Linked DNA regions of Mus musculus: region 1 is linked to region 2. A link is a contact called in ENCODE Hi-C or POLR2A ChIA-PET data. All regions are on one chromosome and are shown on one strand. The core of a region is the stretch at or near the end of the contact, and the rest is flanking DNA. Distances in the headings are between cores, read along the strand shown. Region 1 holds the start of Cpt1a (carnitine palmitoyltransferase 1a, liver). Region 2 holds the start of Ighmbp2 (immunoglobulin mu binding protein 2).

Region 1 (4,989 bases), core at 1,276-3,775, 40 kb after region 2:
TTCTTTCCATTGTCCTCAAACTTGATATGTGGCCAAGGACAATTTGAACTTCTTGCTGGGATCACAAGTGTGCATCATTATACCCTCTTTATGTGGTGTGGGGGATGGGATCTAGGACTTCATGCCTGCTAGACAAGCGCTGTAATACTGAGCCACATCCCCAGTTGTGGTTTGTTTTTTAGATTAAAAATAATGTGTATGGGAATGTATGAACATATAAATGCAGGTGCCCATGATGGCCAGAAGGGGGAGCAAGATCCCCAGGAGCTGGAGTTATAGGTGTTTGTGAACATTGAGACTTGGATGCCGGGAACCAAACTGTGGTCTTGGGCAAGAGTAGTATTCGTACTTAGTTACTGAGCAATTTCCTCCAACTCTGTTTTTGTTTTGTTTTGTTTTGTTTTGTTTTGGTTTGGTTTGGTTTGGTTTGGTTTGGTTTGGTTTGGTTTGGTTTGGTTTTTGAGACAGGCTCACGCTGTAACCCAGGCTGGTCTCCAACTCATATATGATCCTCCTGCCTCAGTCTCCCAAGTAATGAAATTACAGATGTGAGCCACCACACAGGGCAAACGTATCCATCGTGAGCAGCTGGCACAGTCTATGGGATTGAAACTGAGAAAGAATGTGAAAAATAAACAGGCGAGCTTGAGAAAGGTTATTCTAGCCTTGGTGCCAGTTCCTGGTATATTTTCAGCGCTCAGGGAGTTTAGGTTAATGCCCCAAGCTTCCCCATCCCCACCCCGAGGGGCGAGGGGGAGGTTAAGCTCTTTATTAATAGCCACTCCGGGAGCTACAGTCCTTGGGAAAAGGGCTATGGTGAGGGTAGAGGAAGGAAAATGAGGTCCCCACAGGATAAAACCAGGTGCAGGCGGCTCTGGCTCATTATGGTGCCTCCCCAAGGCACGAGGTGTCTGAGAGTTCCTTCTGATGTTGTCTCCGCCCCTGCTCCTGTCCCTCCTGGCCGGCAGGGAGGGCCTGCTGTCAAGGCCGCTGAGCCTCCTGGACAGACAGGGCACAGGGCCAATCCAGAGGGACGCAAAGCAGGACGCCAAGAAAAGAGGAAGTGTCCTTGGGGAGGGGACCGGTTAGGACTGGGGTTCTAGGGAGAGAAGGAAGGGCATTTAAGGTGAGTCCAACAGTCCAGGACTTAAAAGGAGCCTTAAGTAGGGGGCAGCAAGAGGTGACACTAGAGCCATCGAGGCCGATGAGGCCCGGGGGACAGCAGAAAGTGTTTCCAGATAGCACCTCTGCAGTGCCAGCCACATGTCACACTGGTCTCTGCTTCCACGCTCAGGAACAGGTGCTCAGATAAGGATGCTTAAGAAGATGGAAGGCGTTTGGGTGTGTCAGAACAATGAAGGCAAGTGAAAGACCCCGATTCTCTATGAGTCCCTTCACATAAACTAAAAATCTCAAAGTTACACCCAACAATCGCCTGTCCTTTTAAATAATAGAGGTGTAGGGGGAGATGAGATACAGCAACAGTTAACTACAGTTGGGGGCGGGATCAAGGGGAACTTTCATTTTCTCTATGGAACCCTTCCACGGCAAGGCAGAGAAAGATGGAGGCAAACAGGGCTCTTCCATGACCAGGCGTGCTTGACCTCAGAGCTGCGACTCTTCCTTCTTCAGCGCATTTATGGAGAGCTTGCTACACGCAGGGCCTGGAGCTGCAGCCTGGGAGGGCGCCCCATCTGGCGGGTAGAGTGCTTTGCCATGTCTGGCCCGACTTCTCTACACCCTGTTCACAACTCACCCTGCAACCTTCGTTCCCCGTGTGCTGCCAGCGATCCCCCTCCAGAAGCCACTCTGTCCGAGGTTCCAATCACTCCCCTATTGACACCTATTCGTTCTCAGCGTTCAAAGAGTACTTCGATTCCGTTGCTTTTGGGCGCAGAGACTTGAATCCAGGACCTTACACAGGCAAGGAATGCACGGCATTGTGAGCTACCCACACACCCTAATTGTTCCGCAGATGAGGGTTCCCCCGCCCCCTGACGATTTTATCCCAGGGAGACTATGAGTGTGTTGGCCTCTGGCGCCAACCTGCCCCCGGATGTCAAACATCTGTTCTCAAACTTGGAACCTGAGCTTACTTCTTCATTCTCTGATGTTAGACAAGCCGTTCTTCCCAACACCACCCCAAGCGTCCCACTCCCCTTTTTTAAAAAAAAAAATAATCAACCAAACAACCAAACAAACCAAAAGTCTGGAGCAAAATCAGCATAACTCCCGCAGGGTTGCAGAGAAGTTTACGGGCGGATTAGTGTAAACCGCGAGTGTAAGCCAAGTATGGTGCAAAGAGCTGTTTTGGACATGGCTTTAATGAGTTGGTCCCTTTTGTATATGAAGAAACTGAGGCTCTCAGGGTAAGGAATGTTGTCCTAGGTCTGCCGTTGGCAAGCTCGGGACTTAGCCTCAGTTTCCTTACTGACCTCCTCCCCGCAGCCCCGCCCCGTCCAGGCCCCGCCCCGTCCTGCCCGCGCTGCAGCCCAGCTGGGCTCAGCCAATCACCCGCGGCGCGCGTCGGTGAGCCTGGCCTCGCCCGCCCCGGCCCGGACTCCGCTCGCTCATTCCGCCGCCGCCGTCTGCAGACTCGGTAAGACACCGCGAGGGCAGCGCTGCGGCACCGCCCTGGGCTGGGCGCGCGGGTGTCATTCTTAAGAGTGTGGAGGGAGACCCAGACTGTGCCCGTAGGGTACGCGTGAGCCGCGCATTGGAGAAGCAGAGGGCACTCCCTCCCCCGCGCAGTGACGGATCTGGGGGATCCCGGGACGGGAGGAAAGATGCTTGGTCCCCAGACTGGGCAAAATGCCTCCACTCGGGACGCGTGGGACCTCGGCTCGTGGTGTCCCGCCCCACGGTGGATTCACTCACCGCGTGGGTTTGGGGTCTTCATTGCTCTGTGAAAGATGCTTATGATTAGGCGTGACTCCTTGGTCCCTGACCAGTAGGAGTGTCAACTCCCTTTCTGACCCCTGCTCACTCCCCACTCCGCGGGTGGCTTGGGGCCAGTGTGGACGCCGAGCGTTCTCCAGGCTCTTTCCACCCGCTACTCTGCAGGTGGATTGGTTCTCGGGGTCCGTGAGGGTCGGGCTCGGCAGTAGGAAGGATGCTCGCACAGGGGACTTGGCAGGTGGCCGGTGCCCTCTCTTCGTGCGGGTCCCTGCAGTATAGCCTTCGGGACACACCCTTGGCGCAGAGACTTAAGTGTTTTGCACCCCTCACCGCGGTTTTGCCCGGGGTTCAAGGGCAGGTGGGTGTCAGAGACTGCCCAAGGTCGCGCCGGGACCAGAGCCCGGGAGGGTGGGGGCGTCACGTGACCTGGCCTGAGCGAACTTGGCCTGGGACAGCCGGACAGCACGGTCTGGGCAACCAGGCTGTGCGGTAACAGCGGGTACCCTTCGTTTTTCTTCATCTTATTGTGAATCGGGTCTGGTTTTCGTTGATGTCACAGAACACAGATGAACGCTCAAGTTTTTAAGGAGTTAAAAAGTTCCTAGTGTGAACCAGGCTACATACAATCAAGCTCAGTACTCTCAGCTCTGGGCCGACTCTCGTTCCGTGCATTTAAATAGTTGTCCAAAAACAGATTTTAGTCGGAAACTGCTAACTTTGGAAGTTCGCAAATAAAATGAAAGTGAGTTTAGAAGCCTTTCGGAACGCGTATTTAGTTACAGCATTTTGTTGCACAGGCGTCTGGTTTCTGGTCATTCCTGATATTCAAGCGTGTTTATCACTGTCAAAACCACAAGCCAAATGACTAAAACACAGCTTTGGCCTTTTATTTGTGCCAGCAAGCATACATCACCACCACCCCCTTCCTAGTCGGTCGACTCAGGACTCAGTGAGGACCTAAAGCAGAGGACTGTGGTGTGGGGAGGACAGTGCTTGCTCCGGGGCAGTGCAGAGTAGTAGGTAGGTCTGGGCAGCGTCCGCATTCAGAGTCCTGGGCTAGACTGGTTTTGCTGCAGCACCCGGAGCTCTTTTGTCATGTAAATTATTGCTTTTCTTAACTAAAGCCTCGCTAGACTTAACCTTACACTTGAATTTTCTCTTTTATCTATTTATTTACTTTTAAAAAATGAGATAGGATCTCATGTAACACAGGCTGCCCTCCAGCCTGCTCTGTACCCAAGGTTGGTTTTGAACCCCCGATCTCCTTCCTGCACCCACCCATAAGTGCGGTGATTATAGGCGAGCACCACCACGCCCGGCTTTGAACTCCTTAACCGTCTTTGGAATCAAGCTCCGGTTAGGTTTTGTATCAAAAGTGGCCGAAGCGGCTTCCTGCACAAGACAAAACCTTTCGAGTTTGAGCTAGAAAGCCACCTGACTGCAGATGAGGGGTGGAACGCCTCCCTTCCGCCGCCGCTGCGCTTGGCCCTGACCCAGTGGTCACGAAACCGGCAGGCCTGATTCTCTCGGGAGTTTGGGGCGCTGGCCGGGGTTTAGCCAACCCTGATTCCTCTTGCCCATTTTGCCCATTCATAAAAGCGCTGCAATTTTTACTTTATTTTCCCCTTGGGTTTCGCAGCGAAACCCTTCGAGGCACGGTGCCGGCTGGCTGTTTTGTTGTATGCGACAGCTGTCCTCGGACAAAGCGGATCGGTGACTCCGGGATGGCAGCGGCGACGCGTCGCTCCGGAAGGCCTGCGTGGGCTCGGCCGGTGGAACAGGATCCGAGCGCCCCGGACGCGCCAGCACGGGGGCGGGGCACCCGTAACCTTTCCCCTACTTTTCTCAGCCGTCACGTGACCCGGCTGGGTAGGGGAAGGGGCGGGGCGGGAAGCCGCTGTTGTTAGTGCCCTTCCCTTCCCCAGCGCCTTGAACTTGCAGTCTGGATCTGCAGGCGGCTAGAGCCACGCGACTTTCCTGTACTTTGACCGTTTGAAGGTTTTTTTTTTTTTTTGGTTAGAAAATATGTTTAGTCACTCTTCAGTCACTCTTCATAGATATTTACCGGTAGGCCCGAGTCTTAAAGCTGGT
Region 2 (4,628 bases), core at 552-3,051:
GGCTCAAAGTCATCCTCTGCTACACAGGAAATTTCAGACCCTGTCTCAAAACAGCAACAAAAGCAGCTATGCTGTTCACCAGGTTTGTAACCAGAAGGTTTTCACTGTAGTGCCACAGACTGTGTGGGTCAATTCTCCAGCCCTTCGGACAGCACAGGCCTTGATCTGACCACCAGCCATGGATGATACAAGCCCCCAGGGAACACGTACCAGAGGTGAAGCTGTTGCTAGGAAGCACCACTGCAGGTCCAAACTTCCTGGGCTCAAAGGTGACCAGCCGCTGCCCATACAGCCCTGTGCGCTGGCTGGATACCTGAAGCTTCAGCAAGCACACCCCTCGGCTCTGAAGCTCTCTCAGAGAACTGTGTTCCTGCCAGGACCTAGAAGACACCAAGCAAAACAGCTTCACTGTGCCTGCACAAGGGAGAAAGGAGTTCTGCTTATAGGCATTACGTATGCCCCAAAAGAACTCCGGATCCACTCTACTCCAATCCTACCTCTCCCCCACACCCCACGGGACAGGTACTGCCTAACTTGCTCCAAGTCAGCCAACACAGAATCTTATCATGTCTCTTTGCCATCTGCCATCTGTCTTTTGGGGCCCTCCCATTTATACCTGACTCTCTCTCTGCTTCTTACCACCAACACCCTAAGTGTGGTTCAAGGTCCCAGTTTGGCTTAAAGCATATCGCTTCATTCTCACAGCAAGCACATGGTGTGGGAATCACATGCCTTCACAGACATGTATGGGAAGGCCTAGTACACAATTCCATAGTCACACAGCCACAACAGCAAAACCTCTCCCTCATCATGACTGACAGACTCTCAGTCAACCAATCTACAGATTACACATCTGTAATCTCACAGACTGACTTCACGTCCTGCCTCCACGTGGGTTACCCTGGGTCAGTTACTTCGCCAGCCTTTGTCTATCCTTAGGGAAATGCATTACAGGAACTGCACTGTGGGATAGAGAAGTGGTGGCTCTGTCTGTTGCAGGCCTGTAGATATTCTCCTGAAACAACATGGCTCTTCAGGAATGCTCAGGCACCATACATGACATAGGCTTCATTAACTTTCCTCTAGGAAGCTGCTCTCTGGCACACCCCACTCCCTGGATCCCGAAGAAAACTTGTCCCACTCCCCATCTAGCACTGACCATCCTGTTAAGTCTCTCTCTTTCTTTCTTTCTTTCTTTCTTTCTTTCTTTCTTTCTTTCTTTTTCTCTCTCTCTCTCTTTTTTTTCCCTTGGGGTGGGGGGCCTCACTACAGGGTCTCCTGTAGCCCGGGTTGACTTCAAATTGGCTACGTAGCCAAAATGTGATCTTGAACTCCCGATCCTTTTGCCTCGACGCCCCGAAGTGACGCTGCTGTGCGGTCTTCTCCTAGGGCTGTCTCTGTGTGTTAGCCATTCACCCAGCCAACACTAGACTGGCTCCAGGCGGTAACTAAGGAGAGCTACAGAGGGCCTGGGACCTGCGGCCAAACTTACCTGCGCTCCTCCACCTCGGCGTCCCGCTCCAGCTCCAGCAGCTGTAGCTGCTGGGCCACGAAACTCTCCACGGTGGACGAGGCCATCTGCTCCGCGATGCAGCCCCTGACTGATGCTTCCTGCTCGGCCAGTTTAGTCCTGTGGGACCCGAGTTCCAGTCGGACCGTGTTCCCCACTGGACCAGAATCCGCAAAAGGCCCTGCGCTCCCAGCCAGGGCGCGGATTCCCGGCCGGTCCGTTTCCTGCGTTCCCCGCCAAGCCAGTGATTGCAGTAGGATCCCTGTTTCCCTGCTCCAGGTGTTCCCTACTGAGTTTGTGTGTTGACGCACAAGGTTCGCGCTGCTTCCGCTTCCGGTTGGGACTGTGGAAACATGGCTGCTGCCATAGCGGCCTCGGCATTGCCGGGCGCCTTCGGGCGGCTGGTGTCTGTGTGTAGCCGTAGCATCTTGGCATCCCAGGGATCCGGATCAGGTGAGACCAGGGAGGCCTGGTGAGGGAAGAAGCTAGCGGTGCTTCCGCCGTCTGCCGCCCGTGTGTCTGAGTCCACCTTGGCTCCTGGTGTGTTGGTTATGAGAGTCGTGAATATGGCACAGGGTTTGGAGTACGAGAACCTGGGATGAGAACGTGGTTCCTTCCGTTCATTGCTTAATACTGAGAAGTGCTCTTAAACTTAAGTGTAGGTCCTATAGTACAGGGACACAAATGGGTGTAGACAAATGACCTACCCAGGGTCATACAATGGGGATGTAAAGAAAGCGAGTTAGAAGCTGCTAAGTAGAGCATGGGTGTGGACAGTTGTCCTCGGGCTGCTAGCCACCCTCGGATCAGGAAAAAAAAAAATGACGTTGAAGAAAGGAGTGAGTGATTTTAATGTTAGTCTATCTTGAAACATAACAAGTAATGTGCCCTTAGTTTTGTTGACCCAGACCTTTTAGTTTGTGTATGTGTTATGTGTATGTATGTGTGCAGGTGGGTGTACATGCCCGTGTGGAGACCAGATGATGATGTCAGGTGGACACTGTTGTGTTCGACCTTTTCAGTTTCTTTCTTTATTTTTTTTTAAGACTTATTGTGATGTTTGTTTCGGGGGGGGGGGGGGAGGGTCCTTTCTGTGCATTTAAGTGAAGGTGCCTTTGGAGTCCAGAAGAGGGGGTCAGATGTTAATCCATAGATGATAGGAGAAAGGCCACCAACTCAAATCATCGTAGCCAAATTAATTAAAGCAAGCTTTTTCACTTGGGTATGCAGGCTGCCTCCACCTAAGACAGGGTTCAGGAGGTCAGCATTGGACACCCCTGAAATCAGGGTTTCTATAGTTCAGGGATAGGAGGTTTCCAAATGGGGGTGAAGCAGAACATAAGCGTAACCGGTTGGTCACAATAACCTTCTGAAACAAAAGTGCAGTTGCAAGGTAGTCGTAACAACAGGTTGTAATAATAACTTTGAAACAAAGGCATAGTTGCCGTTTTCCGGGACAGGTGGTATAAACCCATTTGTAGTTAAGGTGTGGCATAACCCAATCCTTGAGAAACAGATTTAATCATAAACAGAAATGAATCTACTTTTTCTCTACTATAAGATGGCTTTCCAGCTTAAGATAGAAGTATGCTGGTTTATCACAGATCCCTGGAGCTAGAGATGCAGACACTTGAGGCCTTCCATGTGGGTGCTGGGAACCAAACTTTATCTTCTACACGAACGGCAGCTACTCTTCCACTGACCTATTTCTCCAACCCCTCTCCACCTTATTTCTAAAGGTTTCTCAGTGAATCTGGAGCTGGCTATTTGGTTAGACTGGCTAACCAACAAGCCCTCAAGATCTGTTTGTCTCCACCCCCAGTGCTAGGGTAACAGAAGTACCTGGCATTTTATTTTAGTGCTGGTGACCTGAACTCAGGTTCTTACAGTGGGATAGCAGACACTTTACCCACCGAGCCATCCCCAGTGCTCCCCTGGACTGTTCACAGACAAGTTGTAATACAGTAGGTTAAACCATATGCTAGCAACAGATCTTTACATGTCATCAGAGTAACTACCCACCATGTTTCTCTTCTTACAGCCTCCCTCTGGTCTGCTTCTCGAAGGTTCAATTCACAGAGCGCTTCATATCCACAAGGGTAAAAATATCAAAATGTGGGTTTGGTGATTTTTCCACTTATCTGTAAATGTTACCTTCCAGTTAAAAGGTCTCTACATTTGAGGCTGGGTGTGATGGCAGACTTGGTAGCATAAGTCTTTAATCCCAGCACTTAGGAGGCAGAGGCATATGAACAGCCAGAGCTACACAGAAAAACCTTGTCTTTAAAATAAAATAACAATTTTTCTATATAGCTCAGTGATAGCACGTTTGGCCAACATACTTGAGGCCTTGGGTTCCTCCTTCAGCATAAATGTGTACACATGCATGCATGCATACATAGAATTCTGTCCCAACAGAAGTAATGCATGTGTGTATTCACAGTGATGTAGAGGTAGCGTTAGTGTTGTGGGTTTTATGCCCCTCCATAGCAAGCTTGCACAGCCTCCTGGTGCTTGCACACGGCTGCTGTTGGGGAGTTGAGGCTGCCTTTCCTGGGCATGTGATGTGTGCTTATGAAACCGCTTTGCAGATATGTTCCTAAGACCTCCCTGAGCTCACCACCCTGGCAAGAAGTGGTTCTGCCGGACCCTGTTGAAGAGACGAGACACCATGCGGGTAAGACTTAACAGGAGCTGGGCAGGGAGGCCTTTGTAGCCCTAGCACTTGAGAGGCCTAGGCAGGGGGATTGCTGAGAGTTTGAGGCCAGCCTAGGCTACAAAGTGAGACTCTATCTCAAAAAAGTTAAAATAAAAAGGGAAATGAATGGGTAGCGCTGAGTGTCCATTCCCACAGGTCACTGAGGTACATTGCCACAGGGCAAGGCAGCAGGTTTCTGAGTGCTTGGAACCCCAGCACACGTGAGACCTCACATTCACTTTGGTTGGTAAACACCAACATTTATGATGAATCTTCTCTTGATAAACAGCTCTCCAGCATCTGCCACGAGGCAGTCAGGTGATGGGAGGGATAATGCATGCACCTCCATCTCCAGCTATGTTATGTATCAGTCCAACCCCGTCATCCCAGTACTCAATTGGGAGCACCACAAGTCATGTC

What was found. A loop is a pair of places that touch in the nucleus more often than their neighbours do. ChIA-PET counts read pairs that join two places held with the same protein, here RNA polymerase II (POLR2A).
Region 1: a map of gastrocnemius shows a loop between it and region 2 (5-fold over the local background). The contact joins the promoter of Cpt1a here to the promoter of Ighmbp2 in region 2. A Hi-C loop is called at or near these places in 8 of 37 maps with a recorded cell type or tissue (T-helper 1 cell, gastrocnemius, heart and 1 more). POLR2A ChIA-PET finds 5 or more read pairs at or near these places in 2 of 5 experiments (Patski and embryonic stem cell).

The regions. Positions count from the first base shown.
Region 1 is chr19:3,320,776-3,325,764 of GRCm38, forward strand. Cpt1a (carnitine palmitoyltransferase 1a, liver) reads left to right here and starts at 2,526. Exons shown (of 19, transcript NM_013495.2): 1 at 2,526-2,599.
Region 2 is chr19:3,281,209-3,285,836 of GRCm38, forward strand. Ighmbp2 (immunoglobulin mu binding protein 2) reads right to left here and starts at 1,802. Exons shown (of 15, transcript NM_009212.2): 1 at 1,493-1,802; 2 at 211-380. The coding sequence starts at 1,578. It overlaps Mrpl21 (mitochondrial ribosomal protein L21), which reads left to right and starts at 1,834. Exons shown (of 7, transcript NM_001347420.2): 1 at 1,834-1,963; 2 at 3,552-3,609; 3 at 4,102-4,187. The coding sequence starts at 1,864.